2 separate regions of the Homo sapiens genome follow, and region 1 is linked to region 2. A link is a loop called in an ENCODE intact Hi-C map of the cell type or tissue named here. Cell type or tissue: CD4-positive, alpha-beta T cell. All regions are shown on one strand. Each heading gives the region's core, and the rest is flanking DNA. Links, peaks and the distances in the headings are about the cores only.

What was found. Hi-C counts contacts between places; a loop is a spot of excess contacts. Peaks named below come from ENCODE experiments on the same cell type or tissue, not always from the same donor. Only the 100,000 strongest peaks of a DNase experiment are listed, where the experiment ranks them.
Region 1: a loop joins it to region 2, with 2.9 times the contacts of the local background. A loop is called at or near these places in 59 of 110 quality-filtered maps.

Annotation. Positions count from the first base shown.
Region 1 is chr5:157,158,017-157,160,936 of GRCh38, forward strand. No RefSeq gene overlaps it. Among named protein-coding and RNA genes, the nearest start is that of GARIN3, 6.8 kb to the right of the region's middle. In CD4-positive, alpha-beta T cell, for the core only: no CTCF peak of the experiment used is centred there; DNase peaks (open chromatin) are centred at 1,495 and 2,205; H3K27ac peaks cover 2,320 bases.
Region 2 is chr5:157,327,440-157,330,359 of GRCh38, forward strand. CYFIP2 (cytoplasmic FMR1 interacting protein 2) reads left to right here. Exons shown (of 31, transcript NM_001037333.3): 19 at 534-610. Among named protein-coding and RNA genes, the nearest start is that of FNDC9, 17 kb to the right of the region's middle. In CD4-positive, alpha-beta T cell, for the core only: CTCF peaks have their summits at 1,133 (motif pointing right) and 1,332; DNase peaks (open chromatin) are centred at 582 and 1,152; H3K27ac peaks cover 545 bases.

The DNA of each region.
Region 1 (2,920 bases), core at 275-2,774, 170 kb before region 2:
AATATTTGTTTCCTTTTTTATCTCTACATGTTTTGAATTTTCTAAAATAGACCAATTAATTTGGCAGTAAGCAAATATACCTAGTTTTAAAATTATTTAAATTCAAAATTGTATATGCTACGTTATATCCTTCCTGGCTATCATCAACACTTTTCATAAGGTTAGTGAAGTCTCAAGGAGGTGACCCCAGCGCATTACACTGACATAGTGTTGTAAGTTGTGTTCTTTGTGAAGCGGATTTTGAGACAGAGTTTTGTGGGAAGGATGTTTGTTAAGGAGTGCTCTTAGGACCAGCACCTGTGGAAGGGAAAAGGGTGGAAGTAGGAGTACACAGGGAAGGAAGGTGAATTTTGATGCAGGCTCCTCAGGAAGCTCTGGAACTAGAATAGCCCTTCAGACTTGGTCTGTATTGGGCTGACAGCCAGACTTTCATACTCTGCATCACTCAGTTCTTGATGTGGGCTCTGGAAAGAGCATCACATTGGGTGAAAGAAATCTCTGCAACTGGCACAATTTCCAAACTCACTGCCAGCTGAAACTTGTCTGCCGGCAGCATTCTCAGCAACTGAGGACACAAGTCCTTCATTGAAGGAGGGTCTTGATAGTGCATCACCACGTATACCCCACATGGATATTTCTTTTTTTTTTTTTTTCTTTGAGACAGAGTACCGCTCTGCCACCCAGGCTGGAGTGCAATGGCCGATCTTGGTCACTGCAACCTCCACCTCCCAGGTTCAAGAGATTCTACTGCCTCAGCCTCCTGAGTAGCTGGGATTACAGGCATGCACCACCTGCCTGGCTAATTTTTGTATTTTTAGTAGAGACAGTGTTTCACCATGTTGGCCAGGCTGGTCTCGAACTCCTTACCTCAGGTGATCCGCCAGCCTCAGCCTCCGAAAGTGCTGGGATTACAGCCATGAGCCACAGCACCCAGCCATCACATGGACATTTCTAATGGGAACATGTCTTTCAAAACATCTCCTGTAATCTCATTTTATAGATCCTGCAGCAAAAGACAGGAATTACATAAGGACACATATTAACAACTACCTTCCCAAATATTTTTTTCTCACAGCAACTACAGTGACCTTTACAAAATACAAATCTGATCAAGTCACTCCTCAACTTAAAATGTTTCAGTGGCTTCTCATTACTAAGGACAGAAGTCAAAGTAGCATATGCGAACCTCAAAGCCTTGCACAGTCTGTCCCCTGCTGCTCCCTCTAGCATCTCGCCTTCCGTTCTTGCCCTGCCAGCCATGATGGCATTTGACATTTTGAGGCACCTTGCTTCTTCTCACCATAGACCAGTTTCCTCTGCTTCAAAGACTCCACCCTAACATGACAACTGCATGAGTGATCTTATACTGCTTTTGGCAAAATATCGCTTTGTCATCTTTGTTCTTATGTGTGTAATGCCAGACTTTAAGTTTGGAACATTGGTTAGTAATCGACCATCCACTGTCTCATTGCACTTGCAGCAGCAGAATTGTTACCATGGTGACAAATATTGCCGTTAAAAATATTGGCTTTTATCTGATAGGGGTATTGACTTGATGCCCCAATTGATAACTCCCTCTGAGGAAGAGGCCTGTTGCTTTGAAATACATAGGTATTTATGCATCTATCTCTTGATGAAGTATCAAGATAGAAAAGGAAATGCAGAGAAAGTGCATGGCACAGCACGCTGTGGTGGGCAAGTCCCCATCTCTACTTTACTTAAATTGCATTTGGGTGGATAAACTATATTCATGCTGAAGAAGCCCTCAGACAGGGGAGGGTGTATAAAACAAGACTAGAAGAAAGACAAAAGATAAAGCCATAGTCTACACAATTATGAGATTAAACCGTTTGTAGCTAGGATAATTCAGACTCTGGCATAGCTGTAAACCTGGAACTCCAGACCAAAGGCTTTGAAAGGAGTTTCCTTTTATCTCTCTCCTCTACCCCACCTGCCAACCTTTCACATTCCCGGGTGGCTTTCCCAAAGGCCCTCTCAGACTTTAGAGTATGTGCCTCTCTCTCTTTCTCTCTCCTTCTACCTGTACCCACTGTTTCAAGAGTCAACTCCCAGAACATCTTAATCTCAGCCTCTATGGTATTTATCAAAAATCACAAGATGAGATTTTCCAGCCACCCACTAGAGCAACTGAGAAGGGATTCCCCTGATACTGACAAGCCACCGCTCCTCCCAGAATACGTCGCTTCTCACCTCCTCCATCTTGGCTACACATATTTGGTGTTCAGAAAAGGTCCCTAAGTTTTGCCGGAAACCCAACTTCTGTCCTCCAAGGTACTGCTGCTGCAGAGAATGAGCAAAGACTTGCAAGGCTGGGCAGGTGCTCCCCTCCTGGACTTACATGGCTCCCAGAATCATTTTTCTCAAATCCAAATTTTATTATTTGGTGTTAATAATTTAATGTTTTCCATGGACTCATTTTACAGGTTTTTTAAAAACGGAAAGACAATTTTTTTTTACAGTAAAGGTTTTTAAAATTTATAATCCCATTTCTAATGTAGTGTGATTTTTTTATTCTGGGAATTAACTTGCACACGAACACATAATTTACATCATGTTAGTACACAGCATTTTGGACTATTTTACTTCTTAATATATTTAAACATTTTTCCGTGTTTCTGAATACTTTTTATGTCACTTAGAATTTTTATTTCATGCTTATTGAAAGATCTTTCAGACTTAGATATTCTGTCATAAATCTGTCATGTGTATGTGTAAAAAGGAAAACATTGGTGAAATAAATTGATTAGGGCATTTCTAAGGCAGTGATAGTGACATGCAATTGACACCTTGCTGACAGATTTAAAAACAATCCTGATTTCAGAGATATTAAAATAAAGATACAGTAACAACACCCCATGAATACAACCTCTTCTTTAAGAAATAGAATAATCACTATTCT
Region 2 (2,920 bases), core at 187-2,686:
CTGTAATCCCAGCTACTTGGGAGGCTGAAGGATGAGAATCACTTGAACCCGGGAGGCGGAGGTTGCAGTGAGCCGAGATCACACCACTGCACTCCAGCCTAGGTGACAGAGCAAGACTCTGTCTCAAAAAAAAAAAAAATTGCAAATCAAAGAAAAATACAATGAAAATAACATCCATCTGAAGAGATGGATGGGGAGGCTGCCGAGTTAGCGGACGAATTTGAGCACTGATGGGTTCTGACAGTCTGTCTGTTGCATCCCTCCAGGCAGGCGGCCTCGAAACAGCTGAGGAGAGGGGCCGTGGGGAGATTGGGTCCTTTTTGAACTTTGACTTGTCTGTTCACTGACTGAGGACCCTGAGAGCAAGGGACCAAATCTCCCAAACTTAGCCACAGAATATTTTTCCCCTTCAAAGCGTCTTTCCCCAGAATGCACTCTGGGCAATCCTGCCTGACTGCTGTCTTTCAGTTGGCTCAGTTTCTGTCATAAAGCTGAACGGGCACCAGTGATGTTTCCTGCTTCCTCTCCACCAGGTGAACCTGTGTTTTGATCAGTTTGTCTACAAGCTGGCAGACCAGATCTTTGCTTACTACAAAGCCATGGCTGGCAGGTAGGAAAGCCCCAGAGCTGTGAGTAGCAATCTCTTAAGACTGCCACCTAGAAGACATGATTTTCTGTTGTGAAACCTCCCTTCTTCTTTAGCACCTTAGGAAAACAGAGCCATTCCACGGACCCGGACTGGGTGCTGAGATAGAGTGGAAAGGAAACTAGGCAGATAAAGGGCTAACCTCACACAGCCTGCAGTCCAGCAGGAAAGACAGACATCGACTAAAAGCCGATGAATGCACAGTGACAAGGAGGTTACATGCTGTCTGTGAGGGAAAAGCTCATGGGAATGTACGATGGTTAAACCTTTGGGGGCGGGGAACTAGAAAGGCCATCTTGCGGAAGTGGCATCTGAGTTCTTATCTGAAGTTGGTAGGAGTGAAGGAAGTAAAACGAGGTGAAGGATGGGGCAGGACGTTGCAGGCAAAAGGAACTGCTTGTGCAAGGACCCTGCGGTGGGAGTATGATGATAACAGCATGCCAACTTCACAGGGCTGTGGGAGGATTCCTGTGGATTAATACATGTCAGTGTCTCTTCACCACCACTAGAGGGGGCAAGCTGCATGCTAAGGCTGGGGAGTGGGCAGGGCCAGAGCACACCAGCTTTGTAGCTGTTTCTCCCGGGAGTGGAATGCCTCCGAATGGTTTCAAAAGTACAACCGTGACCCGATTCGATTTTTATTTACTTTTGAAAGTTTACTCTCTTAAAAATATAAATGTATGGAGAATGAATTGGAGAGGAATGGGTGTGTGCAAACCAGACAGGAGGCCAGTGAAGAAGTCTGGATCAGAGATGTATCAAGCTTTAGAGGCTCCTTGGTATTGCCAGTATATGTTGATTCAGACCCTCGTGAGTTCTTGGGTTTCAAGGACCTGTAACAGCATTGATCGAGGAAAACCTCAAATTTTATATATAGGTATTTCCTTTCTTATTGGAAATCCAAACATACCAACCAGTAATTTCAAGGATAGTTCCTTACTTTAATAATTTTTCTATGAAAAGGATTTGCTTCATTTTGCTTTTAACAGCCAAAGTAGCCCTGATATATTTCAAAGAGGAGTTGATGTGCAGCACACACAAGTGTCTGTTAACACAGGATGTGCATTAAATAACGCGACTCTTAAATGCTGTAAAGTATTGAAAGCATGCACGTAGGATTTCAAGGAAAGCAGAGAACACAGCCTTTCACAAAGTAGTCAATAGGCATCTGTGGATTGAATGGGATGTGGTTCTAACAGTGAGTTGAGTTTCTGGCTTCTGTAAGACAATTCTGATTCCAAATACACTGTTCCATCATCTATATAAACAGACTCAGGCGTGTCGAACCCTGGGTCTTCCTTCTTCAGACATATGGGCTTTTATCTACACCCTTCCCTGTAAGATCAGTGATTTTTTAAAGTGTGGGAAGTTGAGGAGGTTGAGAGATTCAGGGAAAGCCCAGGAAGAAAACCATGAGCTAGGTCAGTCCTGTTCATTCAAAATGCCATGTGGCCACAAATATGAGCCAGAGATGTTATTTTAAATTTTTTAGCAGACATATTTTAAAAAGGAAAAAGAAGCAGATGAAATTAATTTTAATAATATATTTTATTTAACCCCACATATCCAAAACATTATAATTTTGACATACACTCAATATAGACATTATTAGAGATTTTTCATTCTTTTCTTCTAAGTCCTCAAAATCCTGTTTACAGCCCATCTCAATTTGGACCAGCCACATCTCAAGTGTTCAGTAGGCACATGTGGCTGGTGGCTACTACTTTGGACAGTGTAAATATAGATGGTGTCTCTTTCTTGCGTAAAACCTTTTGGTGCCTTTTAGTTATGTCTAGAATACACCTAGCCACTTTACTATGGCCTGTGTGGCCCTACCTGGTTTGGCCCTGGTCTCATGTTATAAATTCATTTTGCACCATGCTCTCCAACCTGCACTATACTTTATCCACACTGGCCATCTTTCCTTTTCTTAAATGTAACCAAGCTTGTTGTGTAAATGATAGTGTTCCCTTAGATCTTTCCAATTTTATCATTCAGGTCTCTGTTTAGCAAAACTTCTTTAGAGAGACTTTGGACTTCCTAACTCCAAATGATCCCATTTTCTTATTTTCAAAGCACTTCTCCTCTGCAATCCATGCCTCAGTGTGAAAGATAGTAACACTCTCAGCTCATAGGGTTGTGGTGAGATTTAAAATGTGTGTGTGTGTGTGTGTGTGTGTGTGTGTGTGTGTGTGTGTGTTTGTGTTTAAAGTGCCTGGGAAATAATAAACACTATGCAACTGTTACCTATTATCTGAAATTATTCCATTCCTC